3 separate regions of the Homo sapiens genome follow, and regions 1 and 3 are each linked to region 2. The links are chromatin loops, found by intact Hi-C in ENCODE. Cell type or tissue: heart left ventricle. All regions are shown on one strand. Links, peaks and the distances in the headings refer to the core of each region. The heading gives the core; the rest is flanking DNA. Region 1 has its middle 32 kb from the start of INSYN1-AS1. Region 2 holds the start of TBC1D21 (TBC1 domain family member 21). Region 3 overlaps INSYN1 (inhibitory synaptic factor 1).

Region 1 (10,069 bases), core at 1,025-9,024, 74 kb after region 2:
AGGAAGCCCTCCTGGATTGCTTCCAACAGAGCCCAGTTTCCTACAGGATGTTGCAACTGTGCACCTGAGCGTCATCATTTCACACAGAGCGAGGTAGCAGCTACAGTGCGTGTGCGTGTGTGTGTGTGTGTGTGTGTGTGTGTGTGTGTGTGTGTGTGTTGGGGGTGCTCTGAGGCTTCCCTGCCTCCCTCTCCCCTTGCAGCTGAGCTGGGATGAGCTCCCATAGGTGCTGAGCAGCGACTAGCTCAGGGCTGATTGCTCCATCTTAAATGAGGAGCCGTTTAATTTTCCCAGCGAAGCTTCCTTCAGCAGATGAGCTAAGGGAACACGGCAGGCCTATTGGAGGAGGGAACCGCCAGAAAATAAACCCTGAGCCTGGCTATTATTACTTTTTGTTGTTGTTAATTTATCCCCTGCTTGGCTTCTGATAGGCTCCAAGATGACTAAATAAACCCAGGAATCAACTCCCCACCCTCCCAAACTCAATCTTCAGCAAGGGAGAGCTCAGTCTGCGGCATAAATTAGCGGAAGCCAGAGTGTAAAAATATGATTCTGTGAACAAACAAAAGCCTCCAGTCATGAGACCAGCAGTGGCTGAGCTGTTCCCACTGCCGTCAGCTCTGTTTCCAAGCAATTAGAAGGCAGAGGGAGAAGAGCCCGGCAGACCCCCCCAGTGGAGCTGGGAGGGAGGGAGGGGGACAGGGGGCAGCCCTCCAGCGCCCTGCTGCAGCCCTCCAGATGCTTGGAGCTGGTGCTGGGGCTTGCCTGGTAGGCAGGAGAACTGTCTGTCTGGCCCCAGGCTGCTGGGGGACCCCCTCGCCAACCCCCAAGCATGATTTTTGCCTCTTGGCCTCAGTCTCTTCATCTTTAAAATGAGCATAATAACTCCTGGTGGCTTTTCCACCAATCTGTCATGAGGATTAGACAAAATAAAAGGTTGTAAAAGGTTTGAGGAAAAGCAGAGGGAGGTGAGGGGTGATTGCTGGAACTTGCGGCAAGTCGAGGGGCTGCCAGGAGAAGGGGTCCCACTGGAGAACTAGCTTCCTGCTTGAAATCTCCACCCACACCCATTCTGCAGATGTCAAAAGTGAGGCTCAAGAAGGTTGGGCTTGGCCTCAGTTGACTCTCCAGAAATGGAGCCTGCCAGACACAGAAGTCAGTGGCTTCCCCACTCCACCTTGGAGTCAGAGTGCCTTTGGCAAACTGGAACCAGATAACTGAGGCTAGTGTGAGCTGTGGGCTGAGCTGGTGGGCGAGTGTGTTGGTGACCTATGCCTGGCTCATCTGGGCTGAGCTTGGTGACAGACATGGGGCAGTCCACAGCCTGGCACCCGCCAGCATGGTTTAGACTAAAACTACCCTCCATCAGTTCTCTGGCCTCTTATAGGAAGAAATTCTGATCCCAAGAGGGCCCATGTGAGCAAGCCCCTTGATAGGCATTGAGGACCCTGGAATGGCAAGAGACAGTCCCTGTACCCAAAGGGTTTGCAGTCTGCTGCTGGGGACAGGCTCTTGGGCCACCTTCAGGATCGGCCTTGGATGGACAGTGCTTCCCCTGCCTGCAATGCCAAACTGGGGATTCCAGACATGAAAGGGCACAGAGCCAACATTTACTGTGCCCTGATGCGGAGCCTGGTGCTCATCCTGCACCATCCATCCGGTCCGCTCCATGGAGCCGCCTCTCTGTGCCAGGTATGTGGCAGGGAGCAATGCACAGGCACCCCTGCCCTCCTGGAGTGAGGGCGGACAGGCACTGAACAAAACGAAGCATAAGATGTGAGATGGTGCTAAGTGATGTGGAGAAAAAGAAAGCAGGAAAGAAGGTATGGTTTGAAACCCGACCATAATCCTCAAAATACCCCTGGTTTAATCCTCAAAATGCCCCTCATCTGCCAGTTGAGGAAAGTGAGACTCAGAAAGGTTAAGTAGGTTGGTTGCCCAAGGTCATACAGTAGGAACAGAGGCACTAAGATTTGAACCTGAATGTTCTGATAGGGGAGCTCTTTATTCAAATACCAGGCAACCATCACTCCAAATGACCCTGGAGCAGACAAAAATCAATCAGAAATCAATCTAGAGGGTCCAGCAAAGAAGCTAACAGATCAAGGAGTTCCATTTACCCTGGGCAATCAGGAAGGCTTCATGAAGGAGGCAGCAGCACTTGAGGCTGGTCGGGGAGAGCTCCCTGCCACCTCCATCAGAGGCTTCACTGGGCCTGGTGAAGGGTGCTGGTGCAGGCTGGGGCTGCCTCCTATTTCCCTGCCGGCCACCTTCTCTCAGCCAACCCCTTGCCTTCCAGAGCCAACTTGGCTTAGAAATCAAGCAGGGACAAGAAGTTCCCTTCCTGTGCCAGGCCTGCAGCCAGTCCGAGGCTTTGGCCTCTCCTGCTTGCCTACAGATGGCAGAGAAACCTCCAGCCCCGAGTTCTGGGCATCAGCCTGTTGGCCCAGCAGAAAGGCTGCTGGGGGAAGTTTGGCTGAAAAAATGTAGAGTGAAAGAATTGATTTTTTTTAATCTACACAGTCGTAAACATAAACTGGAAGATACATCTCTTCCTTTATGGGAGACAATCAAAAACACAATACGAGTTTATGGAGGGAATGTGTCTTTCTTATACAGGATATTTTCCCCAAAACACTTGGCAGCCTGAAACCACTCCATTCCAGAGACAAGTAATCAAGTGGAAAGAGAAGGGAGGGAGCGGGATCCCAGGGCTTTATGAGCCAGAGGCCCTACTCTGTTAATGACAAAAAAAAAAGGGTGGCTTTGCTCCTCATTTCCCCTGCCCTGGAGACCCAGGGCCTTGTGAGATGAGCCCAGAGACCCACATTCAACCTTTGGCAGCCAAGAGCCAAGGCTGGGCCATAATCCCATGCTGGATTTTCAGTGCAGCACCTCTGGGCATGTCGGGGCTAGGCCCTGTGCTGGAGCTGAGCACACGGATGGATAGCACTTGATTCTTGCCCTTGAGGAACCAGCCAGCCAGCAGGAAGGGGAGAGATTTACGGAACTGATGCTGACGGTAGGCAAAATGAATCAGGAGTGTGTAGACGTCTTTTTCTTCCCCTTCCCCTAAATCTTTACTTCTCTCTTGACCTGACTCCGGGACTCCCAGCCAGACACCCACCAGTAACTGCTCGATAAAACTTGCCCACTGGGTCATTGAAGCAGGGCCTTCCATGGTGGCAGCAGGGCCTAAGATGTGGTTGCCCGGAACCAAATGTTCCTAACTCTCTGCCGCAGAAGACACTTCCAGCCCAGCCACACTCTGGGATAGGCAGTTCTGTGCAAGTTCAGCATCCGCTTCAAGCACTTGAGGCCAGGGATTCCACTTTCTTCCTGGAGTCCAGAGGAGCCATCACCTCCCTGGAGAAGCCCCCCAACCAATGGGTGATGGTGGCCAATATATAACCCGCCCCCCTGACTTCCGTCCTTTAGGCCTTCAGTCCTGGGAGATACCAGGGGAGTAGAGCCCTGCCCTCCACAGCGGCTTCTCTGTTAATGCTCCTTTATATCAGCTTTTCCTCCTTCCCTGTCTCACTACCCAGCTACCCTCTTCCTGAAATCTCCCAATACACTTCCTGTACCCAAGTCCTGGCCCCAGGCTTTAGGTTCAAGGGAGCCCAATCTAAGAAAGCACCCCACCACTTCCATACTCCCCAACAGACAAGATCTCTGGCCTGCCTAGCACCTCTGGAATGTGCTCAAGATAGGTATATTCTCATGGCAAAGGAGAGAGCCCAGCCTCAGTTGGAGGAGACGGGGAGAGGACAGTGGGCCTTCTCCTCCTGGAAGCCATCCCTCCCTCCTTTCCAACTTCAGCACAGATGCCAGGCTCTGGAGCCCAGCGAATGAGGCAGGGCCCAGCTCCACAACCACCTATGTGACCTGGGCAAGTCACTTAATCTCTCAGAGCCCCATTTTTCTCATCTGTAAAACGAAGATGATGACACCCATGCTGAATAGCTGTGAGAACTGGATGAGGTCATGTCTGGGAGTGGATGCACAATCCAAACAGAAACGCATGAACCACTATTTGTATGAATTTCATCTCCCTAGACAGACTGCCAATTCCTTGAAGGCGAGGCCCTTCTTTATTTTTTCCTGTCTCCCCCACAGCTCCAGCATGGAGCTAGGTACCTAGCTCTCATTGAAAACTCCCTGGATGGAGCGGGGATTGGCCCTGAGCCCTGGGCTCCACTCAGACTGGCAAAGCTCTGCATGGCCAGATGATGAGGGCCATTCTGAGCGTGCCTTGGACTGCACAGAGCTGGCCTGGCCCTATGCCTGGTGCCAGTGAGAGGACAAGTTGCCCTCCCAAGTTGGGAACGGACGGTGGGCAGGCCAGAACCTGGAAGAAGTGGTGCTAGCTGACGCAGCCATCCTACCGTCCTGAAAAATCCAGGATGACAGTGTTGGGGGCTTTCATCAGCCCCAAGCTCTTTTTGAGTAAAGGGAAAAAATTGGCTTCCACTCCAAGCCCAACTGCATCCGACATCTGGCAGCTCAAAGTGAAGTGACTCATGCAATCCTTAGATACAAGGAAGTGGGGGGAGGAAAGAGAGAAGAAGAAGAAAATCGCACAGAAGGAGGGAGGGCAGGCAGGCGATGTGGCCCCCAGACAAAAGAATTAGCCAGAGTGGAGAGCAAAGGCTGGTCACATGCCCAGGTGACAGTGAGTTGCCCAGCCTTTGTTTTGTTCACCCAGCTTTGGGTCTACTGATAGGACCTCTGGCACCAGGCACTGCTGACCTAAAGAGACACAGGTTTTGACCAGCCCTGGTAGGATAAGAAGTGACCCTGTGGATAGTGAGCAGCCTGTCACCGGAGGCATGCAAGAGAAGCTGGATAAACTCAGGTAGGAGTGTGGTAAAGACTCTGGCTAAATAAGTCTTGGAGAGATTGAAAGATAGCGATGTCCCGTAAGACCCTGAGGGGAAGGGTGGATAAAGTCATGGAGATTACAGAGCCCACAAGCCTGGTTGTCTGACTGCAGGGACAGAAGCCATTTCTCTGTCCATGCAGGTGACAAGGGCAGGCAGTGTGAGCTGGAGGGGTCTTCTTCAGCTTCCCCTGGGACCCAGGCCTTGGTGACCTTCTCTTCTCCAGTATGATTGCTCTGGGAGTTGCAGAGAGGACTGGAGGGCAGCCTGCAGTGGGGTCACCTCTTCAGGGAGCTCAGAGCATGGCAGGGGAGGAGCAGCAGGCCTGTGGACGGATGAGGGAAGTTTCACAGCACCCCATTTGTCTCGTCAGAGCCAGTCTCAGGTTCAGGGTCACACAAGGGAGTGAGAGGTCAGCAGGTAGATGCGATCACGGGAGAATTCTTGGAGGAACCAGAGCCCTTGGAGCTAGTTCTAAGGGTTGGGCCCAACTATACATAAAAGTCCAGTCAATATCAAGTGAGTGTTAGAGAGACAGAAAGATAGAAAGTGGGGGCAGTCATTCCCGCTGGGAAGAACTGCTGAGCAAAGGTGCGACCATGGGGAAGAGACTGGCCTGGGCTGGGAAGGGAGGTTGAAGCAGGAAGTCAGGGGCTGTGAGGTCAGCCTCTGTCTTTTCTAGGTCTTAGTTTATGCCTCTCTCAGGAATGTCTTTTCAGGGTTCCTCCCGTGTGGTTGGAAACCTCAGACAATGTTTCCTGCCTGCTCTTCCCACCCAGCGGGAGGGCCACACACCCAAGCAGGAGGTGGGGAGGGTGCAGGCAAGTCCCTCCTCCCTGGATCTCCCACTTCCCACCTGCACAAGACAGGTTGAGCTGTGCAGTCTGCCAAGGCCCTTCTAGCCCAACTGTATCCAGATTCTTAGGTCTGTGGCCAAAGTCAGACCAAAGCAGAGGTCACCTCTTGGCCCACTTAGTGCAACATAACTGCCAGCGCCTTTGCCTCAGCCAGATGGGTCCAATTCCACAGTGGCCTGCGGGTCCTCAGCACCCCTCCCCCACCAAGTCAGGCATTACCTCCTCAGCCTGCTCTCCAGGAAGGCCTTCAGAGTCATCCTCACCTCCAGACCTTAGCTCACTCTGCAGCCCTTCCTGCTAATGTCCTTGCTCCTCCTCTCTGAGCAGAGGGCACAGCCTCCAAGGGCCAGAGGAAGATCCACACGGTGTTCTTTCATTCAGCCTTCCTGACAGGCTGGGAGCGGGTGCTGGGCGGGTCCTGCTCAGGATCTGCCTTGAGGAGCCCCCATCCCCGCTCCTTTAGGGCCCTTCGCTGAGTGTTCCGTTTACAGGGGCCTCGTCCCCTCTGAGCACCAACAGGCTGATGTACTTTTGTCCTCACCTGCTGTTAATCGTGCTCTGCTGTTAGGTTCGCTTCGTAGGAGGGCACCGTGTGGACATTAGGAGCATGGGCTCAGCAGTCAGACCCCTGGGTTTGTGTGTGAGGTCCCACTCCCCAGCTGAATGATCATGGGCAAGTGAGAGCCCTCCCTACACCTCAGTGTCCTCATCTGTAAAATGGGGATAGTGATAGTGCCTATTCCGGGGTTACTATAAGCAGTGCATGTGACTATGTATGTAAAGTGCCAAGTGTGGCACCTGCCATATCACAAGGGTTCCATGTCACTTGGGGTCAGTGTTCACATGTTACAGTTGTTAGGACCCAGGCAGGTCCCTCTCCATGTGTCTCCAGGCTCCCCAAGGGCAGGGCTTTGGAGGGGTGTGGAGGTGCAGAATGCATGGTTGAGGGGGTTGTATCATAAATGTACTTTGGGTTATTTCACTGATCCCTTGAGTCCCATTGACTCCCAGGGGGTCTGAAGGAAGGGGTGGCAGGACAGATGAATTCTGAAGTATGGAAAGCAGAGTTTGCAGCTTCCCAGAGGGGCTCCTGGGGAGCTGGGGTGCCTCATAAGCCCTGGGATGGGGGCCCCTGCTAAGGATGACGCGGCTTTGCCCACACTGGGCCTCATTCAGTGCCGGGAAGACTGAGGGAATGACATCGAGGGACAGGCAGGTGCAGGCTCCCTGATCAGGCTCCCCAGGCCCTCAGTCCCTGAGCCCATTAGTCAACAAATGTTTCTAAGCACACTCCAGGCTGCTCCCTTGGACCAGGTTGGAACCCCAGGACCCTGTGTCTACCTTACTGCAGACCTGGACTTGTGATAGAGAAGGTAGGGGGTCCACCAGGGAGGGGGCCAAGCCAGGAGGGGGCATGAACCACACCCCTGGAGAAAAGGTGGCTTCCTGGGACTGGTATTCTGGCTTTGGCCTGTTTCCTTCCTAAGTTCCCCCAGGGCCCAGAATGGGGCCTGCAGTTGGCAGCTGCTCAGTAAACCTCTGTTGAGCGAATGAATGAATGAGTGAATGAATGAATGCATTAATGAATGAGTGAGTGAAAGCCAGATTTGTGTCACTCAGCAGAGCACACCCATGGGATGCTCCCCCAGCTCCCCAGGAAAGCCCATCCTCTCCAGATCCTCCCACTCCCCCAGCCCCTGACCCGGCCCAGACCCTCTCCCTGCCCCATAAGCAGCCACGGTCTCTGCCCCACTCTGACCCTAGCCCCCGCTCCTGCCAGTCCTGCAGCCCCGAGTAGACTTCCAGGCAAGCCAAAGAGGGACGTCAACGTGCGGGCTTTCTGTTGTCACTAGCTGGCAGGTCTCAGGTAATAGCGCCTGTGGAGAACTAGCTACCTTAGCCAAAGAATTTGCAAATGCATGCCAGGAGTGGGTGGGTGAGCAGAGGATGGCAGAACGCCTCGGACTGGCTCCTTCCATGGGCGCCCCACTCCCACAGCAGGGTGGCAGCTGGGCGAGATTTCTCCCACACTCTGAGAGCTCCTCCCTCAGGACAGGCTGCAGAGGCAGATGATGCTGTCCATCTCTGGCCCCTTCCTGTCCTGCAACTCCCAACCACACTACTGGCTACCCCCGAGTGGCACTACCAGGCTACTCCTGAACTAGAGGAAGGGCAAAGGGAGTAACTAAGGCTCAGACCAGGGACATGTCTTGCTCCAGATCAGATAACAACCTGCCTGTGGAGCTGGTAGACAGACAGATCTACCTGTCTGTCTCCCTACCAAGGGGGGAGGTAGAGATTGCTGGGCAGAACGCACAGGCGACTAGCCCAGGAGAGAAGCTGCACCCACAGACCCTGTGGTCGCACAGACCCAATGTTGGCACCTCAGGTCAAGGAACAGCTGTGGGAGGAGGGGAGGGGCAGCTCCCCAGCCATCTAAGAGTGTCTCAATGGCAGCTCCCCGCTTCCCAGAACTAAGGGTGTCAAAGGGGCTAATTGTTTTCCAGCTAGGGTGACCAACTCATCTGTTTGTCTGGAACTTGGCTGGTTTTTGCATGTCCAAACGGGCTCCAGTAGAGGCCCTGATGGGCCACTTGGAGCTTGCCGCATTGTCCTGTCAGGACCCTCAGTGGCCATAATGAGACAGTGACAAATGGGGCATCTCTGGTAGCCCTCCCCAGAGGATGGGCCAAAGTGCAGGCCTCTGGCCTCTGAGGGAGCAGGCCCAGGGCCCGAGGCACAACTACTCCACCATGGCATTCCTGGGGCAATTGGCCAGCACGCCCAGCCAGGCTCAGGCTGCCCTCTGGTCCTCTCCTCAGCTGGCTCAGTGCCTGGTCCGACAGGGGCTGAACATCTCTAACTGGGTCACCGCCACCCCCACCTTCACCATCGCGCCTCCATCAGAGATAGCGTGTCAGCTGCAATTAAGAATTTCAAGTTGCAATTAAAAATTAATTGGAAACCGTAGGTTGTTTATGTCTCTCTGACCTCCGTCACCCTTATGGGGGAAGACAGGTGAGAGGAGGAGGAGGACTTTTTAGAGTGGGTATCTGTGGGAGGAGGGGGGCCTCTGAGCTGGCATAGGTTGCAACGGAGCAGATTTCTCCTCGAGGCTAGAAGGAGTGACATCAACCAGCTGGCCTTGAATGCCACAGTCCCTGAATTCTTTGAGAGCCCCAGAGCATGGAGATCTGTGGGTGGGAGAAGAGAGAGACTAGAAGGAAGGCATAGAGGAGAACTGCTGGCAGAGCGAGGCCTGGAGGCAGAGGTCAGGATAAAATTTAGGTCTGCAGAGGGCCATAACCAGGAGGTGTTCTGGATCTCAGGAAACAGTGGCCTGCAGGAATAAGAGAGCGCTTCCTGGAGGAGGAAGGAACACTAGACCTGGAAGGGCCAGCGGAGGGCACAAGCCTTGAGGAAGACAGGCAGAGGAAACAGAGTGAGGCACTGACAGCCAGCAGTGTGCGCAAGGAATTGGGACCACGTAGGGCGGCTTCCTCAGATCCTCATGAGCTGCACCTGTTGCAGGGTGGGAAAGGTGGGGACCTCCAGCCTCCCATTCTCTGAAATGGCCCACATGGTCTCTGGCCCCACGTTCTGCCTGCCAGGCCCAATGTGCAAGGCTCTCCGTCATATTCTTAGGATGAAAAGACTGAGTTCACACTCCTCGCCCTCCCACCAGGGCTTGGTATGACCACAGTGATCTCTGTGTCTCCAGGTGAAGGTATTTTGCCTGCTCAGTCCCCTATGGACACCGAGGCCAAAGTCCCCTTAGCATTGTCATCTTAGCTGCTGCCTTCAGGTGATCCCTGTTCCCTCTACATCTCTCAGCTGGCCCTTCCAGGTCTAGTGTTCCTTCCTCCTCCAGGAAGCCCTCTCTCATTCCTGCAGGCCACTGTTTCCTGTGATCCAGAGCACCTCCTGGTTATGGCCCTCTGCAGACCTAACTTTTATCCCATCTGTATTGGTAATAAATCAGTCTAGTGTTCCTTCCCCATCCCCACTCAGGACTCGGCAAGAACAGGTACTGGGTTATTTTCTACTCCATGATGCAAATACTTGATCTAACAGCAGTAAATGCAAAAGGGCTGTCAATAAAACACATTCTAAATGCCAGGTCATGGGTTTGTACCTCAAAGCCCCAGACACAGTGAGCAACAAGGACTAAAGCCTGGGTGACAGACTAAAACAATGATTGAGTCTGCTTACTTGGAGAATGTCTATGGCTTTTTCTCCCCCACAAATTGTGTAAAAAATAGAGAGAGAGAGTGCATGTGTGTGTGTGTGTGTACACGTGTGTCCATGTCTCTTGCTGTTCTATGCACC
Region 2 (10,069 bases), core at 1,080-9,079:
GCAGGGTCTGCCCTGATGTGTTCCCCACCTGCATAGACACTGCCACTCATCAGAGCAAGCTTTCTGCCCCTCTGATTGTCATCATGTTCTCCCAACCTACACTCATTCAGAAACTGCAACACTCAGCATGCAATGTGGCAGGAAGCAGAAGGGAACAGGCAAAGCTGGGCTGTGTCCCGGGATCCTTAACTATAAAAGGAAATGCTTTAACTTTAGAAATGCATTTCCATAAGGATTTTAGTCAATTTGTCCATTTCTATAATAAAGGCAGCTGTGATTTTGGTGGAGACTGTATTGAATCTGTAAGCCAGTTTGGGAGAATTGATGACATTATTGAGTCCTCTGACCTGTGAACACAATATATTTCTCTGTTTATGTAGGTCTTTTAAAATTTCTCTCAGCAGTGTCTTGTAGTTTTCAGTGTCTAGGTCATTCATATATTTTGTCAAGTTTATCCATAAGTATTTCATATTTCAGATGCTACTGTAAAAAGTATCATTTTAAAATTTAAATTTCTAATAGAAATACAATGTACTTCTATATATCAATCTTGTATTCCTGCAACCTAGTAAAACTCACTTAGTAGTCGTAGTGGCTTTCTTGTGGATTCCATGGGATTTTTGACATAGACCAGGGGTCAGCAAATTATGATCCATGGATCAAATGTGGCCTCCAATCTGTTTTTCTAAATAAAGTTTTATTAGGATACAGCCACACCCACTCATTTTTGTCTGTGGCTGTTTTCATGCTATGATGGCAGAGTTGAGTAGTTGCAACAGAGACTGCGTGGACATAAAGCCAAAAATTCTATTGTGACCTTTGCAGAAAAAATTTGCCAACTCTGACATAGATGAGCATGTTCATCTGTGAGTAAAGGCAGTTTAACTTCTTCCTTTCAAGTATGAATACCTTTTATTTATTTTTTCTTGTTTTACTGCACTGGCTAGAACTCAAGTGCAATGTTGAATAAACGTGGTGAGAGAAGACATTCTTGCTTTGTTCCTCATCTTAGAGGAGCAGCATTCAGGCTTTCACAGTTCAGTATGATGTGAACTCTAGGCTTTCTACAGATGCCTTTTATCAGGTTGAAGACAGTCCCTTCCAGTTCTAGCATGCTGAGAGTTTTTAATTAGGAATGGATGTTGGATTTTGTCAAATAATGTTCTGCATCTGTTGAAATGGTCATATGGTTTTCTTTTTTTGAGTTTGTTAGTATGGTAAATTATATTGAGTACTTTTGAATGGTAAGTAAGCCTCACATTCCTGGGATAAGCCCCACTTGGTGATGATATACTATGCTTTTTATACATTGTTGTATTCTATTTGCTAAAATTTTATTTAGAATTTTTGCATCCATGTTCACAAGAATCATTTGCCTGTGAGTTTCTTTTCTTGTAAGATCTCTAATTTTGGTATCAGGGTAATGTTGGCCTCATAAAATGAGTAGGGATTTCTTTTTTTTTTTTTTTTTTTTTTTTTTTTTTTTTTTTAGTTTTCTGGAAGTGTTTGTATAGAATTGGTATTATTTCTTTTTAAAATATTTGGTAGAACCAGTGAAGCCATCTGGGCTAAAGTTTTCTTTGTGGGAAAGTTTTTAATTGCAGATTCTATTTCTTTATTAGATATTAGGATGGAGTCAAAAGAAATTGCTTTATTTTTTACTTTAAAAATTAGGAATTTATAGGAACAGGACATCTTCCAACTCACTTTAAAAAATAAAAGCAAGCAATATAGGAAACAACAAGGAATTAATAAAAGTATAAAGCATAAAAATGATAGAAACCCAAAGCAATTAATTATGAAAATAAATGCATTTCATTCTCTTATTAGCTGTAAACATTAAAAAGCAATTGATGATGTGCCAGACACTGTTCTAAGCACTTTACATATATCAACCCATTTAATCTTCGCAAATATCTATGAAGTGGTAAAGTTCTTGTACTGTTTTACAGATCAGGGAACTGAGACCACAGGAGGGTTAATTAGCATATCTGAGATTAGATACAGAAAGTATCAGAGCTGGAGTTTGAACCCTAAGCTGTTTGATGCAACAGTCAGAGGCTTAACCCTAATGCCATGCTGGGGGTGGGAGGGGCAGTGGGAAGGAATTAAAAGGCAAGGATTTTCCACTCAAATAAAAAATATGTATCTTACACAAGCTGTGAACAAAAGAAATACCTTAAAATCAAATGCCCTACAATGATTAAAAAATAAATGACGAACAAAGATACGAAAAAAAGTCAAACACAATGGAGAGGTAATATTGAAATTAAAGTAATATGCACCGCACACCGTAACAAAAGATACAGCATCAACGCAATAAGGCAGAAATAATTAGAAACATCACAAGAAGACATCTGTTGAGTATTCAGAGAATTTGCATTTCTAAACCTCTACCTGTAACAATTGGCCATCTGCCTACTTTGCCGTGGTTGAATTTGTTTATAAAAAGTCACTGCTTCGGCCGGGCGCGGTGGCTCACGCCTGTAATCCCAGCACTTTGGGAGGCCGAGGCGGGTGGATCACGAGGTCAAGAGATCGAGACCATCCTGACCAACATGGTGAAACCCCTTCTCTACTAAAAAAAATACAAAAAAAAAAAAACAAAAATTACCCGGGTGTTGTAGTGGGCACCTGTGGTCCCAGCTACTTGGGAGGCTGAGGCAGGAGAATGACGTGAACCCAGGAGGCGGAGCTTGCAGTGAGCTGAGATCGCACCACTGCACTCCAGCCTGGGTGACAGAGCAAGACTCCGTCTCAAAAAAAAAAAAAAAAAAAAAAAAAAAAAAAAAAAAAAAAAAAAAACCCACAAAAAAAGTCACTGATTCTTCCTTCTAGGAAACTCCATTTCTCTACACCCACCAGTTCCCTGTATCTCTCCAAACTTCAGCAAACTATAGGCCACCCACAAGACTATCTCAGACACTTGCTAGCAAGCCAAGGACCAGAACAAGAAGGCTGTTGACCCGCAGAAGGCAAAGGGGGAAATGTCACTTAGAAGCCCTCTCTCTACATGCACACCACCTACCTGCCTATGCTAGAAATCAGAGAATGTGTATCTGGGCTCCTTTAATGTGACGGAGATTGTCAACACAGTGGCTTCTCAAATCAACCTTCATCTTCCCATATTCCTCTGTTCTTTGCTCAACCAACCTAATAACACCCTTTTCCATACACTGGGTATAATGACCTGGTAATCCGGGAGGGGAAGTCTGCAGTTTGCGAGGGGGCTGGATACCCTCCAGCTCTGCAGTGGTGCCTTTCCTAGTGTCCTGGGAAGCGTACTGCTAGATAGAGCAGCTATGGAAATCTCCCACCTTCAGGGTGTATCTAGGCAGGTTAAAGTTCTACATCAGCAAACCTGAGGAAGCCTTGGCCATTCTTCCCCTGGGGAAGGGGACCAGAAGTGGGAGCCCTAAGTGGCTCAGTCCCTCTAAAAGTTTCCTGCTGCTAGAGGCCTTGGCTTCAGGCATAAATCTCCTCTCCCCACTGCATCATTGGGTTAGGGGTTTTCTCCCATATTTTCAGTAAAAAAAGAAAGCCTTTGGAGGACAAGAAAAACTTTTTATGAGGGTTTTAATGCCAAGTTTCTCTGAATACTCATAGCCACAGAACCTCCAATAAAGCCCAGGGAAGGTCATTGACTTTGCTTAAGCTTCCCTCCCTCCCTCCCTCCCTCCCTTCCTTCCTTCCCTTCTTCCCTCCTTCCCTCCTTCCTTCCTTCTTTCTTCTTCTTCTTCTTCTTTTTTTTTTTTTTTGATGGAGTCTCACTCTGTCGCCCAGGCTGGAGTGCAGTGGCGCAATCTCAGCTCACTGCAACCTCCACCTCCCTGGTTCAAGTGATTCTCCTGCCTCAGTCTCTTAAGTAGCTGGGATTACAGGGACTCACTACCACGCCTGGCTAATTTTTTGTATTTTTTAGTAGAGACAGGGTTTTGCCATATTGGCCAGGCTGGTCTTGAACTCGCGACCTCAGGTGATCTGCCCGCTTCGGCCTCCCAAAGTGCTGGGATTACAGGCGTGAGCCACTGCACCTGGACAGGTTCTCTTTTCTACTCCAGTTCACCTGAGGACAAGATAGACTCCCAACCGTAACAAGGGGTTCCCACTTCAGCAATTATTACCAACCCAGGTGTGGAGGGTGTATCATCAGTACAGCACCGTGATGAAGAAAATGGTTTAAAACAGTGGTTCACAAAGCTAATTGTGCATCACAGTGCCCTGGAGGGATGAGTTACAAAAAACACAGATCTCTGGGCTTCGTCTCCAGTTTATTGGTTCAGAAGATCTGGGGCCCAAGAGTCTGCATTCTTACAAGTTCCCAGTTGGTGCTAATGCTGCAGGTTTGGATGCCACACTTTGAGAATACTGAGTTTTGCACCCCACCTGTCTGGGTCGAAATACAACTTCTGCCACTTAACAAGCTGTGTGACTGTAGGCAAGTGACAAAGTCTCTGTGGCTCCATGTTCTCATTTATAAAAGGAAGACAACAGCATTATTCACTTCATAGAGTTGTGATGAGAATGAATGACTATAAATAAAGCATTTAGAACATTCATCGTACATAATAAATGCTATGTGACAGTTTATTTTATTAGCCTTCTCTAAGCTCAGAGAAATGAGAAAGATATAAAGAAAATTTAAAGCAAGGCCTGGTGATAATTTGCCATAAAGCAGTAACATTTAAAACTCAGGGAGAGGAGTGTCCATTTTGCATTTTTATGTATCACTCTCTTAATCACTATGATTAATGAGACTTAAGATTGGCTAAAGTTATTGTAATTAGTTATGATTTTGAAAAAATACCGTGTGGAAAATTTTTATGACTGAAGCCGACTTCTAACAAATAGCTGTATCTTGTAAACTGGGTTTAGAACTACCTACTAACAAAAGCATTACTGCCACCTGGTGGCAGTATACCAAAATTGTTGGCAAAAAGCACCGATGAAAATCTATCAGCATCTTCAGGTTCGCACCTGCAAACCTACAACTCAATAAAGTTAGAATAGCACATATGTGGAGAAGGTTTTGCTGGCTTGGAAAGAAGGTGAAAGGGGGCTTGGATGTCTCAGTCCTGTCCTTGGGCTGATGGTAAGAGTAAGGTACAACCGCCCTTGCTCCACCTTCTATGTTAGCTCAGGGTTCTAGCTTTTCCTACCCAGCAGGGGAAAATGGTCCCAGTGCCAACCAGAGGCTGGGGAGGGAGGCACTCAGAGCTGACAAAGAACACGCACCAGGATGAAGGAGGCTGACTGTCTGGCAGAGAGGCTGTTTTCAGGAGAGAGGGTGGTCATGGCCCCTGCTGTCTTCCGAACAGCCTCTGATCAGAACTCACTTGGAGCCCTAGTGATGCTTAATCCTTTTCGGAGATGGGTTGCATTCCCAGGAGGAACTGGCTGCTCCTGACCTCCCACACTTGAACAGAGCCGGCCAGCAGTGTGTCACAAGTCCCCTGGAACTCTCATCACAATGACCTGGAACACGGGAACACCCACCTTTAGAGATGAGACACAAGCAGGAGAAGAGGGATTAAACCTGCTAGTTTTGGAAAAAAAAAAAAAAAGGAAAGAAAAGAAAAGAAAGAAAGAAAAACAAAAAACAACAACAAACAGAAAAATGCAAAACTGCAGAACACGCAGTGGAGGTTGGATTCAGAGGACATGGGGATCAGTGTGGGCTGTGCTGGTCAAGGAGGGCTTCCAGGGAGAGGTGGGCCATGAAGCCTTGCTCTCTATCTCTGACTCTTCCTCTGGACTCTCTTAGCTGGACTCCCTCCCTATTCCACCAGACCAGTGCCCAAAGTTGGAGAATAACTAGAAACCAGGCTTCAGATGTCTTGGGTACCAGTTATAAAGATTCAGAATCAGTATGTCAGTGCTGGGGCCTGGGGGGCTGGGGAATGTGTTTTGATATGCCTCCTGGGGTGACTTAGCTTCAGCATTGGAATGGTAGCTTCTGGGGTGGAGATCAGTTTTGTTTAGCTTTTTATTTGGAGCACTTACGATCGTGCCTGAGTAGCTGAGTTAATGATTTAATTGAATGGGAGAATAAATGAAGCTGTCTTAGACCTCATCTCACTTCCCTCTCTGTATGTATGACAGAGATTTGTGCCTGCCCCATATCACCTCCTACCCTGAGTTCCTTTAGGCCAGGGTCAACATCAGATTCCTCTGTGGTTCCCTCTCCCAATGCCAGTTCTGCCATCACTTGGCACTTGGTAGGTGCTCAATATTTGTTGCATGGACCCAAGGAGTTGGCTCTGCTTGGCTCCAGCATCACTCTTCTCCACCTTAAGCATTGCTTGCACTTCTACTCAGGTCCCATCTGGCTCTAAAGCATCCTTAGTCATTAGGAGATGATAGTAATTCGACCAACCAAATTGGAATCAGGAGCTGGGTGTTGGAATTTGGACTCTGACCTCAAATTTGGATGCTCCCCGCTTCTGAGCTACAGATTCCCCAGACATGAAATCAGAATACAGTCAACCTCTGGCTTTCACCTCCTTATTAACATAATGAATCACTGTCCATATGGAGTCTTCCACGGACACAATTCATTGTCTCATTTACTGTTTCTGTTCTGCTTGCCTGCGGCACTGCAGAAGGCCTTTTAAATCAAAATGCCTTATTATCGGCCTCTCTCCTCTACCCACTACCCTAGCTCAACCTAGGAGAGAGTTAAGAGCCTCTTCCCTTTGATCTACTGCCCCTAGGTCTTCATGGAGTGGGAGGTGGGCAACGTTGAGTAGGGAAGGTGTGGAGTAAGGATGGGGCCCCTTGCACATTAGGGTGGCTTCATTCTAAGGTCTGCAAGAAGTTTCCAAAGCAAATGTTTAGAGCAAGAGACATAGACATCATTTAGGATTATCTATGTCTCTGTTCTTCCACATTAACCACGTAGGCAACTGAGGATTCACTGCAATTGTTCCTTGAGAAGATGAGGATCAGGTCGGGAATTGGAAACATCTGAGGGCTCAATTCAACCTGGCTTCTAAAACGAACATGGTGAACATAGATCAACTACTGAACTTCTTTTAACCTCTGGCATCCTATCTGTGAATTGTAGGTGATAACCCTTCCCCAAATGAGCCAATACAGTTTAGTCATATTACAAAAGCCCCATAGCAACCACATGGAGGCTTAATATTCAAACAGAACTGCAGGACTCTGTAACGGAAGCAAAAAGGGCTTTTATTCCATCCCTCTTTCTTCTTTTTTCAGATTCTGAAAGGGAATTACATGTGTCCATTTTTTTCCAGGGCTGAATGATCCTTACCATGTCCATTTATTTACATAATTGCCCAAGTGCCTTGGTTTCCCATATATTGCTTTTCTGTTATGCATTTTCTCATCTCTGATGGGAATCCAGCTTTCTGCTTTAAACTTCTATACGTGAGGATTCTTCAGGGAAAATATTATTTTAGGTGTTTGCATTAAAGAAGTCCAAGGAGGGAGAAACCCACTCAGTTCATTTTTCTCTGCTGAATCTGGCTGTCCATTAGCTGATGTGGCTGGCATGAGGAGGGAGAGGAGACTTGGAGTGGCCTGGGGAAGACCTCTCATCAATGAGAAAGCTCATAGGCTTTGGTGCCAAAAAGACCCGGTTCAAATCCTGGCTCTGCTGCACACCAATGATATGACCTAGGTTGAGAAAGGCAGTCTCATGCATGTGGTTTTTTAACCTCTGCTCAGCCCCATACAAGTGGCCTTGAGCCAAAAACACTTCCTTACCAACAGATAAGGAGCTCTCATAGCTTGTGCTGGGCTTATCGCCTTACGTGGGAATATCTTTTTCCTGTTTCAGACTCAGCGTGTACTCTTTGTTCTGCTTAAGCTTGTGCGTCATGTGGCAGGCACCTGGCCAACCCCACTGTTATATCTGTTCCAGGTGGGGAGGAAACAGGGTCCACCCGCTGCTGCACAAGAGGGGTGTGTGCAGACCGTCACCTTGTGTCTGCTGTAGCAGGAGACCCCTGGCCATGCGGGACTGAACCCATGATTGCAGCTGATCTTACTCTGTCTCTTCTCTGTGTGAGTAAAGTGTTGTTCCATCTAGTGCCTGTGTGAGTCGTGTCTTTCGTGGCGACACCTATAAACCATGGAGTGGGCTGACATCCTGGTTCTGCTGCTCCTGGTGGCGGGCATTGTTGTGCTGTTTGCCGTCCTCTACACAGTGCGAATCTTCTCTACCCTGCCCGAGTCTCGGCATCTCCACATGTGCCATGAGGATGGTAATGCTTTACAGAACTGAAGGTAATTGAAGCATGGCCCTGGAGCGCAGGAGGCACCCAATGTGTGGTAGTTATTATTATCTTCAGCATCGCCAGTATTATTACTAATGCCTAGGACTTGTCCACAAAAATCACTATGAAAATTTACTTCTGTGAACTAGACTCACATCAAAATGCTGCCTGCTTCCATGAGGCTTGTAGTGACATCCATGTACAAGTTCAAAGACCCTCTGAGCCAATTTCCACTTCTCTGCATGTCTCTGGGGACCTAGGGGACCAGGATTACTATAAAAGCAGGTAAGGCCAGTATTAAAAAGCAGGTTCACTCCAGTTCCCTTCATGTCAATGCAACAAGACACAACTTTGTGAAATGCCATGCAACTGTATCCCTGTTAACAAGTATCAACCCCTTCAAAGGATACCTACCCATGACTGTCTCAGTCTGCGGCACTCTAGATCTTGATAGAAATCACACGCATTCTGATTTTATTTCATTGCAAAATGCCAAGGATCTTCCATGCCAAAGCTGCACTTTTCTCTTTACCCCTCTTTGTGGAGGACCAGGGTAAGTTTAGATTTTTGGCTTCAGGCTTTCTGCCCTCAACTCCATGGAGCATGGCATTTCTGACAATGCTGGAGATGGCTGCACGTCATGTGTCACTAGCGTGAGGATAGCAGGGACGGGGAGTGGTGGAGACAGCTCCCTTCTGAGCACCAAGGTAGTTGGATTCCCCAGAGCAATAACCAGCCCAGTCACCCTAGAAATCCCCTAACCTAGTTGGAGGGCTAAGGAGTTACTGCACTTTGGGCCATCTCTAAGGTCTTGGGGAGCCCACCTCCTAGGTAGCTCTCTTGCATTCCAGAAATAACCCATAGGAGCAACTCTGGACAAAAGAGGGACACTCAGCCATGGGCAGCTGAGGCAGAGCTCCTGACTACTCTTTCCACCCAGTCCTGCTCCGTGAGGGGTCTTCCTCATGGTTCTACCTGTCACCTGTCCCCCAGCCCAGGCTCCTGGGTCACCACCAAAGCAGGTAGCTCGGACTCACCAAGCCCAGGCTATGCCTTTCCTGCTACCCATGTCTCCTGTTCATTTAGTCCCCAAGTCTCCCTCTTGCCTGTGGACCTCCCCACCACAGCTGCCTTTTACTGGGCACTTGCTATATACCTCCGGTGAAGTGCTTTACCTAAGTGAGTGCCAGCCTTGAACACTATGAAGTCAACAGAAGCTCAGAAAGGTTAAGTAACTTACCTGGGATCATCCAGCCAGAACATGGGGAGCCAACAACCTTCCTAGCTCTGCCTAGCTTTGCCACTAGCCAGGCCGTCACAGTGTCACGTGGAGCTGCCTCCCCCTTCCTGTTGGCAGTGGTGGGCATCGTGGAGCTCCTAGCTGGCTCAGGGGACTGTAATCCTACAGCCCAGTGGGGAGGGGGGGGAGTTTGCTATAACTCCCTCTCCAGGTTTTAAAATAGTTATTCAGTCTAAAAACAGACTATGTGGTGCTGGTTGGAGGTGGGGGTGGGGAAGTATTGCAACCTAGATTATAAAGATGATGGAAAGAGTGAAATGGAGAGGAAAAAGGACAAGAAACTCCAGCAAATGCCAGGGACTGCTAATGGAGAGAAATAACATGGCTAATTACATCTCTGAAGGCTATCCATTCCAAAATAAATGTTTAATGAAAAAATAATGCATTTTCCCTGCAACTTAAATCTGGGAGTGAAGAGAATGAGCAGAGTCTCCCAGTGGGCACTAGAGTAGCTGTGCATGTGCAGGGTTGCCTCTGACCGTCTCACCTTGATGAGTTGCTTCCCCAGCGTCCTCATCCTGAGGGT
Region 3 (10,069 bases), core at 1,407-9,406, 130 kb after region 2:
CTCATCCTCTCGAGCATATGGCCTGAAATTCACTGAAAGATGAGCCACACCAAAGCACTTCCTCCCCAGGTCCCTCAGCCTCAGTTTGCTCATCTCTGAAATTGGGATGTGGTGATTTGCACTGCACGGTGATCTTATAAGGATTTATTAGGGGCTTGGCATGCAGTGGGCTGGGGGCGCGGGGATCAACACCTACTCACACTCCTAGAAGAGTTGAAGTTCCCTCTCCCACACCTCCCTCGCCCTCGCAAACCCCTACTATAGCTCTGCCACTGGCTCCCTGGGCGATGAGCAAGTTCTATCCCATTGGTGGGGAAAGTCTTTTAAAGGATTAAGTGAGGTGAGGATGTAAAAGTGCTTTGAAAGCTAAAATTGTGCTGCAGAGGGATATGACGGTCAATCGTTAATTAGCCCTTATCTCTCCCAGGCTCCCCAGTACTCCAGGATACCGGGCCAGTCCCAGCAGGTTCTCTAAGCTCCTCAAAGTTCTGTAGATCTTAAGTAAGAGATGCAGAACAGCTCAGGGGCTATGAGCATGGGCTCTGCAGCTAGATGCCTGTAGTTCAAATCTGAGCTCCACCCTCTCCTTAGCTGTGTGAACTTGCGAAAGTTACTTTACCTCTCTGTGCTTCTGTTTTCCCATTGGTAAAAATGGGGAGACTACATTTTAGGCATCCTCCCCTACCCCTGCCCCAGGGTTGTTGCGAGAATTAAATGAGACATATATAAAGCACTTAGCACAATGAGAGGCACAAAGCTCACTCCGTATCTGTTTGATGTTTTTAATGAATTATTCTAAAACTGGCCTGCTCCTCAGCTCCACGTACGGCCTTGTTTTCTGGAATCACATCAGTTTCTTAGCCATGACCAGGGAGGTCAGGACCACATCCTGGCCTCCTGGCTGGGGCCCTTTAGTTTCTCCTGCAGTCAGCAGTCTCACTCCCTGCCAGTGGGAAAAGCAGATAGAGAGTGACAGGGATGGGGGCAGGAAGGGGGTCTCCAATAAGGTGGCCTTTGAACAGAGACCCCACAGAAGTGAGGATACAAGTCACATGGCTATCTAGGGGAAGAGCATTCCCGGCTGAGGGTGCAGCCGGTGCCAAGGTCTCGAAGAGGAAGTGTGCTTGGCATATGCAGGTTCAGCTAAGGAAGCCAGAGCAGCTGGAGGGCAGTGAACAAGGAGAAGAGTAGAGGAAAGGTCAAAGAGGGAGCAGGGAGTCAGATTCCGTCGAGCCATGCACAGCATGCACGGAATTTGGATTCGTTCTCAGTGAGAATCCCACACACTCTCCAGGAATCTGCTGGTCATGTTTCTGGGTGGGAATCTGCCTCCCCACTGCTCCCCTGTTACCCACCCACCAGAAGCTCCCAAAGGCAGGGTTAAGGGCCCCTGTCCTTGGCCCCCAGGTATTGAGCTTACCTTGAGCAGGTACTTGGCCTCCTCATCCTTGGTTTCCCCCTCCCCCAGGCGTCACTCAACATGGGGGCTCAATAGTGATCCTTGCATTAACACCAGTGTCTCCCACATCATCGGTGACTCTTGGGTGGGATATAACTTAAGGGCACAGTTGCTCACTTTGGCCCAAACACCTCAGGAAGATGGAGGGGTTGGCACAACGTTTCCCCAGCCTTGGGTGGCAGTGGAGGATCCCCCACCGGATTTGCCTAGGAAGCAGTCATCCTGGCATTCTGTTTCCTGGCCATTCCATTGTGCAGTCCCATCGGCAAGGGGCTTTGTCTGAAGGTGGCAGGGAAAGCCATAGGCCATGCAAGTGTGAGATAAATGGGGCCCAGCCAGGAAGCAGCTGGAGCAGGAGAGGCTGGGGACCACGGAGCTGCGCCAAAGTGGGTCAGCTCCATCACCTGCAGCTCAGCAAGAATTGCGTGGATTTTTTTCTTATTATTTTTGTTCACGCCTTCCTTTCCTCCCTTTTCCCTTTGCCTTCTCCTCCTCCGGACAGATTTACCAAAGCTCCCTGGCCAATTAGGCCAAATTGCAGGATGAGAGCCATGAATCACGATCAGCTCGCTGCCCCTCCAACTCCACAGCCCCCCAAGAAGATAATAACGTAATCACAGAATTAAAAAATAATCAGTGGTCATAAATAATGCAGAATCCCCAGTTATGTAACCAGCTGCCTTGGGGAGCTGGGAGAGAGGGAAGGAGGTGGCAGCTTGTCAGGGGAGGTGAGGTGGGGCAGGGTGGGGGGTGTGGTGGGGGGTCCGGGGGTACAGGATGCTGGTTCTGGGACTACAGGTCCTCAGTCCTAGCTCTAAGGCCTTAAGGAACACAGCAAAGCTTCCACTGGAGAGGGGGCTCAGCCAGGGCTGGAGAGAGGGTTGGCGTCTGGCAATATAGGATTGTCCAGGTCTATGGAACTCTTCCTCAGAAAAGAAGCCCCCAGCAGTTTTTTTGTTTTGTTTTGTTTTGTTTTGTTTTTTGAGACGGAGTCTCGCTCTGTCGCCCAGGCTGGAGTGCAGTGGTGTGATCTCGGCTCACTGCAAGCTCTGCCTCCTGGGTTCACACCATTCTCCTGCCTCAGCCTCCCGAGTAGTTTTTATTAAGCCATCTGTCTCAACTCATCACTCATCCAACAGCTGTGTTTGCAGAATGTGCCGATCCCTGTGCCGAGCTGGGGATGTAGCGGTGAGCAAGAGACCTAGTCCTGCTCCTCATGGGGTTTACTGTGTAGTGGGGAGACAGACATCAACCACGTTATAACATATAGGTGCAAAATTGTAGCAGTGTTAAATATTGTGTAACATTTTCAGGAGAGGTGCAGGGTGCTTTGAGAGCCTTTCATAGGGAACCTGACCTCAGCTGGGGATCAGGGAAGGCTTCCTTCTCGAAGTGAAGACGGAGTGAGTAGGAAAGGAGGGAGGGCGTGTCAGGTGAGGCCCAGAGGCAGAAGTGAGCTCGATGGAGTGTGAGTGTGTAGGGGTGGTGAGGAGGCAGGCCTGGCAGGGTGGAGGCTGCTTGCTGGAGAGGAAAGGGGGTGGGTAGGGAGTTATGTTTGGGAGGCTTAGGAGTTTGGGGAGTATGGAAGGGCTGGAAGCACAGGGGCAACGTGGACCTGTTGGCTGATAAGAAAGTTCCCTAGGTGCAGCATGAAGCAAGAGCTGGGAGGAAGTTGCTATCGGTGGAAAGACTAGATGGGTGCAGTTTTTCAGCGAGGGGCGCTAAGGCTGTGACCAGGACAGAGGTTGGGGACACCTCTGGCACGAGGTTTGCAGGTTCTGCCACAGCCCTCAGTCCTGCCCTTGCTCTCTAGGGCTCCCTCTTGGTCTCTTCAGAGCAAGTCATTCTTGGTCTTAAGGTGCAATGCCCAGGAGTCAAGACTCACCCTCTGGTCCCAGCTCAGCTCCTCCCAGTCTCTGAGCCTCATTGCCCCCCTCGGCAAACACATTGAGACAGGTGGACTCAACAGTGCCTGCAGTCCCTTCTGGCTTGGGGGTTGTCTGATTCTGTAATTTTATGGTTCAATTTCTCTCTCCACTCTCTCTCTCCCCCTCTCTTTCCTTCTGTGTATATAATTATTTCCATGCACTCCAAGACAATCCCAAATTACATGTAGGCAAAATGATTATTAAACCTCAGGGAAAAATCACAGATTTCAAGACATCCAAAGCAGAGAGCAAGACAAGACTGGGGTCTGCTCCACACCTGCCCTCACCATTGGCCCAGGAAACGAGGCACCAGGGAAGAGCAGTGGGGATTGTGAACTGACCCAGGCCCCCCACAGAGAAGCTGCATACCCTTGGGCACATGGCTTCCCTTTCACATCCTCACTATGTCATTCATCAAGTGGTGTGACCTGTCTCACCTAATAGGTTGGGCCAGATTTGCCTGTGGGCCTCATAGCCAGTTGGTTTTTAGAACTTCTTCTGGTTCTGTTCTTTCTGGAGACAGCCCTAACTTTGGGCAAAATAGGTACTGTCCATGTGCTAGGTTTTGAAAGGCCTGGCATGTCCCATTATTCTGCCACAGGCACTGGAAATTCTGCCACAGTCACTGGACCCACATCAGAGGGTCATTCCTTTGGTGCAGAACTAATTCCCACTGCTCTTAGGCCTGGTGCGGGGGCATGATCACATGTTAGCCCCCAACGGTGCATTGTAGATGTTGGTAGTCTGCCTTGTTCCATATGCTGTCCAAAGCGCATTAAGCCATTAAATCCTCACAACAGCCCTATCAAGTAGGTATTACTAGAATTCTCCTTTGATGATGAACTTAGGCACAGAGACGTTGAGTAACTTGGCCAAGGTCACACAGCTGGTAAGCAGTGAAGCCAGGGTAGGACTCCATGTCTGGCTCCAGAGCCCAGGTTCTTAAGTATTTAGCTATCTTGACTCTGTGACACATTCATATCTGTTAAATTTTCTTTTTCTTTCTTTTTTTTTTTTTTTTTTTTTTTTTTTTTTGAGACAGAGTCTCTCTCTGTTGCCAGGCTGGAGTGCAGTGGCGCGATCTCGGCTCACTGCAATCTCCGCCTCCTGGGTTCAAGAGATTCCTCTGCCTCAGCCTCCCGAGTAGCTGGGACTCTATGCACGCACCACCACGCCCAGCTAATTTTTTTAATTTATTTTTATTTTTTAGTAGAGACGGGATTTCACCATGTTGGCCAGGATGGTCTCAATCTCCTGACCTCATGATCTGCCCGCCTCGGCCTCCCAAAGTGCTGGGATTACAGGCATGAGCCACCACACCCGGCCCATATCTGTTAAATTTTCATCACCCTGGGTGAGGAGGGGAGTGTTACTTCCTTTTATAGGACAGGAAATCAAGCCCCAGAGGGGGATAATCATCTGCCTAAGGTCTCTCAGCCAAGAGGTGGCAGACGTGGGACTCGGGAATGCAGGCCTCCCTCTTTCTCTTTCCTCCATCCCCCCAGGTTGGAACCAGAGAGGAGTGTACTAATAAAGAAGAGGAAGGGCTTCTTGGGTTGGGGGAGTGTTCCAGCCTGAAGGCTTGGGCTCCTGCCATGTGTACCCTGGATCTTCCCTGCCTGAGGCCCAATGGTGCTTGTCCTCACTAAGCATCAGGAGACCCAGCTTCTGGGCCCAGCCTGGCCTCAGCTGACCCTGTGAGGTCACAGCCAAGTCATGCAACTCCAATTCCTACTGGCATTCTGCCCCGCCCTCAGGCAGCAGCAAACTCCACAGCTCTGGCTTGATCAGGGGAGTCTCATTTGAGGGCATAGCTGCCCCAGAGGTGGTGGGCCTCTCCTGAGGCCATCAATGCCTTGAATTGCTGGTCTTCACCCAGCTTAAATCTCCCAGTGCCCTAGGCTAGTGGTTTTCAAAGCAGGTCTCTGGACCAGCAGCAACAGCACCTGGAGGCACACTAGGTAGGCACCTTCTCCAGCACCACCCCAGACCAGCAGAACCAGAAACTCTGGGGAGTGAGCTGAGGGACACTCAAGTCTGAGTGTCCCTACGCTAGGCCAGTGCTCCCACCAGCCCTTGGGTGGAGCTTGGGTTGAGCAAGGGCTTCTGGGAGATAGGAGTTTCTCTGAGGTTCCTTTGGGGCAGGAAGGCATCATCCTGGGAGAAGCACAAGAAGAAGTAGCCAGATTGGAGGGTAGGGCCCTATCCCTGCCGCCTGCCCAAGCCCAGCAGTCACAGCAGCACTTCATGATGGTGTGCAGTTTTGCAGGGGGCCGCAGGGGGAGATTCTCAGCTTTCCAGGGACTAGTGCCCAAGACTCCTCATCTGTAGACACAGGAGATAATGATCTCATGGGTGGAGGTGAGCACTCGAAAGCATGGTGCATGGTAGGTGCTCAGAGATGGGAGGTGGTGTCATTTTCATCCCCAGTGCTTTGCAGAGTCCTTTTGCTGCCCTTCTCACTGTCCTTCATGAAGCTCTCATAAGGTTGGCTGGGATTGTCATACTCACTTGGTGGTCTGGGATTGTCATACCCACTTGGAGGTGAATGAGGTTGAGGTCCAGAGAGGTTCTGTGATCTTCCAAAAGACACACAGAACAATGTCAAAGCTAAGTCTGGAATCCAGATGTCCTGATTCCTCCAGCTCTTCTGGAGGCCTCAGCCAAGTGGTTTCCCCACTCCTGGCCTGGGCAATGGTTGAGGGGCCATCCCTAGGCATCAGCACCCAAGCAGCCTCTCAGAGTCATTCCTATAAACAGAGTCCTAGAATCTCAGACATGGAAGGAACCTTGGAAATAAACTAGTTCACCCACCCTCTTCGCTTACAGACTGGGCAACTGAGACCTACAGAGGAAAAATGGTTGACCAGGTCTCCTGCATCCAGCCCCTGACTCCTGATCAAGTAGTCTTCCCACTGGCCCAAGCCACTCTGGCCATCACTTTTGTCCTTGCTTTCCTCTCACTTTGGGGCACTCACTACCCCCACTCCTTGCCAAATACTAGCACATCCCTGGACAGCAGCAGCCCTTAGCAACTGTTTGTTGAATTAAGGACTTAATGAGTTAATTAATTAATTGCCTGCTCTGACCCCAGGTTGAAGGGCGCCAGAGAGGTGCTGGGGGCTGGATTCTGATCTGGATGACTCACTGTGGATCTCTTGGTCTCTGTTACTCTGACTCTTGGCCTCGCTGCTTTGTTTTCATTGTTTTTCTGTTTTGTTTTTGGTTGGAATCTTCTCTCTCCCTTCTCTTGCCCTGTCCCATCCCTGTGTCTCTGACTGGATCTCCCTCTTTCCCTCACTGTCTTCCTCCCTGATTTATGTGCTGACAGTGGCCACCCAGGCAAGGGAGTGTCCCAAGCCAGGGCCTTCTGTATAGAAGCCAAGGGCTTCACTTTATGCGAGGCAGGCCAGGGTGGAGTGACCTCCACAGCTGAGCTGCCCCCTGAGTGCATTGAACAAGCAGCTCTGGGCCCAGAATAGATGGCTTCTTTATTGCTTATCAAATAATGCTTGCTTTATTCCTTCTCTCAACAAGCCAGGATTGATCTCCACTTGTCAGTGGGCAGGGAAGGGGAAGGAATGAGGAGGCTCCGGGAGATGGAGATGGGGGTGGGGTGACCCAGCCAGTGCTGTACACCTGGTGTTCTTGCCGTGAGGGATGGTGGAGACCCAGGGGCGACAGTCACCAGTCAGCTGCAAGGACTGGTCCAGGATGCTTTAGAAAGCCCACACAGGGTCTTCCTTGTGATCACCCACATCATTTCCTCTCTGAGGGTGCATGGGCTGCTCAGCTCTTTGTGGAATGGGCTTGCTGGAGGCCCTCAGCCCCTCTGAAGTGGCCCCCTCTCAAACTAAGGAAGATTCATCCCTGATCACCAGGGCTGCCCCCAGAGCAGCTGCTGTGTTTGAGAGACAGGGGTGAGTGAATGGATGGTGTGCAGGGCTGGAAAGCAGTTCCCTCTCCCCCAGGGCACTGAACAGTGGTAAACAGACCTTTGGGAAGGGCCGGAACAAGCTCTGTCCAGCCTGATCTGATTTGGGCCCTCCACAGGGCAAACCAACCTGTGACCTCCAGGCCAGTCACCATCCTACAGGCTCTCCCCTGTCCAGTACGCTCATCAGCCAGGGGTCTACAGGGATGGGGTGGAGACACACTCACACCTGGCTGATGCAGGGACCCACCTGGCCCCTCTCATCTCCTCTCCCCTTCCCTGGTCAGGTGGTGAGCCAGATCGATAAGCTAACCTCGGACTTCGACTTTGAACTGGAGCCGGACGACTGGACCACGGCCACTGTGAGCAGCACCTCTAGCAGTGACAAGGCGGGCATGGGTGGCCCCTTTGACCTGGGCCACCTGGACTTCATGACAGCCGATATCCTCTCAGACAGCTGGGAGTTCTGCTCCTTCCTGGACGTCTCTACCCCCTCGGACTCCGTGGATGGTCCCGAGTCGACTCGGCCAGGGGCTGGCCCTGACTACCGCCTCATGAATGGTGGCACGCCCATCCCCAATGGGCCACGAGTGGAGACCCCAGACTCCTCCAGTGAGGAGGCCTTTGGTGCTGGCCCCACGGTGAAGAGCCAGCTGCCCCAGCGGACCCCAGGGACACGGGAGAGGGTGCGGTTCAGTGACAAAGTGCTCTACCATGCTCTGTGCTGTGACGATGAGGAGGGGGACGGTGAGCAGGAGGTGGAGGAGGAAGAAGTGGGCTTGCCCCCTGAGCCTGCCCATACAGAGGCCCATGCAGGCCCCCACAAGCCCTCCCCAGCCCCCTACAAGTCACGGCGCTCTCCACTGACCAGCCGCCACTCAGGCTCTACCTTGGCCCCTGAACAGACTCGAAGGGTCACGAGGAACAGCAGCACCCAGACAGTGTCAGACAAGAGCACGCAGACGGTTCTGCCCTACACAGCCACTAGACAGAAAGCCAGGGGGAAAAACTAGGGGCCGGGGAGGGGGCCGGGGGCGGTGGGCACATAGAGCTATAAATAAATATATATATATATATATATATATATATATTTAAACAAATGAAGTCATAATAAAATTTAAAAATGCTAAGGATCTGGCCCCACAGGCCCCAAAGCTTTCACAGAGCTCCTCTTAGACATGAAGATGCCCATTGGCCTCCTAGGTCCCAGGAGGTGTGGGCAGGACTGCCCTTCCTCCGTTCTCATTGCGGGGCTCCTGAAGGGGGTATCTGAAAGTATGTAAAACTGATGGGAGGTCTGATCCTCCTTTTGCTAGCCCCTGAACTCTGTGGTGGAGTCTGGCTGATGGCCAGGGCCATGTCCTAGAGGGGACTCCCCTGCAGGAGGCGGGCTCTAAAGGGAGTGGTGTCCCTTTAGGCCAGGGTTCACAGTCGGGGTGGTCTGGAGACTGCAGGACTCAGGGCCTGGGGGTGGCATCAGTCTGGCCAGGCCCTGCGTCACTTGCACCCACCATCCTTCTACTCCAAGGCAGACTTACTCGGCTATACACAGTCCTGCCTCACCCCCTTCCATCTTAGGGTTGCCTGGGACATAGGGGAATGGCAAGCTGCTCCCATGGCGCAGGCCTCCGTGCTGGGATGCTGGGCATCCACAGAGCCTGAAGGATCGCCTGGGCTGGGCAGGGGTTTGATTGGAGGGTCTGGACCACCCCCAATCCTTTCAGCTCCCATTCTCAGCCTGATTCTGAGACCAAGACCAAAACCTCAGGGCAAAGCCTCAGCCAGTCCTGGCGTGGCCCTAAGCAGACCTGAGATCTGTGCGAGGAAGTAGGCAGCCACTTCCATGGGGCTAAAAATTAGGGCCGTAGACAGGCTCCTGGCCACCTTCACCAGGTGGGCAGCCTTGGAAAGGAGCCCAGTGGTCCCCACTCCGTCCCGATGTCTCCACACCCAGCCCCTGAGCCCATCTCAGCAGGTCCTGAACAAAGATGAGGTTACAGCCTAGAGGTACCAGGGCTTCATCTGGGGCATGGCCAGCACAGGGACAGCAGCTGAATATCCTTGGGATAATAATGACAATTATATTGCTCACATTTATTGAGCAGGTCTCTATGCTACTTCTATGCCGAATACTTTTTATAGCAGCATCTCATTTAATCACCACAATAACCTGATGAGACAGGAAGTATTATTACCCCATTTTTCTTTTTCTTTCTTTCTTTTTTTATTTTTATTTTTTTTATTTTTGAGATGGAGTCTCGCTCTGTCACCCAGGCTGGAGTGCAGTGGGGCGATCTTGGCTCACTGCAACCTCCACCTGCCAGGTTCAAGCAATTCTCCCACTTCAGCCTCCAGAGCAACTGGGACTACAGGCATGCGTCACCACGCCTAGCTAATTTTTGTATTTTTAGTAGAGACGGGGTTTCACCATGTTGGGCAGGCTGGTCTGAACTCCTGACCTCAAGTGATTCGTCAGCCTCAGCCTCCCAAAGTCCCGGGATTACAGGCGTGAGCCACTGTGCCCCCACCTATCCCCATTTTTCAAATGAGATGACTGAGGTTCAAAGTAGTTCAGTACCTGCCCCAAAGCCACAAAGCCTGTGCTACTCTGCCCCCAAGAATTAGTGATTTCCAGGCTGTGCCTGGCTCTGCTAGCTAGCAGCTGTGTGACCTTGGCAAGTCCGTTTGCCTCTCTGAGCCTATCTACCTCCTCTGTATAATGGGTCTGGTAGTCTTCACCTACCTCAC

What was found. A loop is a pair of places that touch in the nucleus more often than their neighbours do. Peaks named below come from ENCODE experiments on the same cell type or tissue, not always from the same donor. Only the 100,000 strongest peaks of a DNase experiment are listed, where the experiment ranks them.
Region 1: a loop joins it to region 2, with 2.4 times the contacts of the local background. A loop is called at or near these places in 4 of 110 quality-filtered maps.
Region 3: a loop joins it to region 2, with 2.2 times the contacts of the local background. A loop is called at or near these places in 2 of 110 quality-filtered maps.

What each region holds. Positions count from the first base shown.
Region 1 is chr15:73,795,194-73,805,262 of GRCh38, reverse strand. No RefSeq gene overlaps it. Among named protein-coding and RNA genes, the nearest start is that of INSYN1-AS1, 32 kb to the right of the region's middle. RefSeq lists enhancers at 5,111-5,789, 5,790-6,469, 7,057-8,015. In heart left ventricle, for the core only: no CTCF peak of the experiment used is centred there; DNase peaks (open chromatin) are centred at 4,242 and 8,542; H3K27ac peaks cover 3,446 bases.
Region 2 is chr15:73,868,936-73,879,004 of GRCh38, reverse strand. It overlaps TBC1D21 (TBC1 domain family member 21), which reads right to left and starts at 5,441. Exons shown (of 11, transcript NM_153356.3): 1 at 5,236-5,441. The coding sequence starts at 5,295. It overlaps LOC102723657 (a long non-coding RNA gene), which reads left to right and starts at 5,470. Exons shown (of 6, transcript XR_932455.3): 1 at 5,470-5,710; 2 at 6,902-7,062; 3 at 7,889-8,253; 4 at 8,393-8,528. In heart left ventricle, for the core only: a CTCF peak has its summit at 4,910 (motif pointing left); a DNase peak (open chromatin) is centred at 7,864; H3K4me3 peaks cover 413 bases; H3K27ac peaks cover 564 bases; H3K27me3 peaks cover 477 bases.
Region 3 is chr15:73,738,182-73,748,250 of GRCh38, reverse strand. INSYN1 (inhibitory synaptic factor 1) reads left to right here. Exons shown (of 3, transcript NM_001039614.3): 3 at 7,609-10,069. The coding sequence ends at 8,334. Among named protein-coding and RNA genes, the nearest start is that of INSYN1, 10 kb to the left of the region's middle. In heart left ventricle, for the core only: no CTCF peak of the experiment used is centred there; a DNase peak (open chromatin) is centred at 5,080.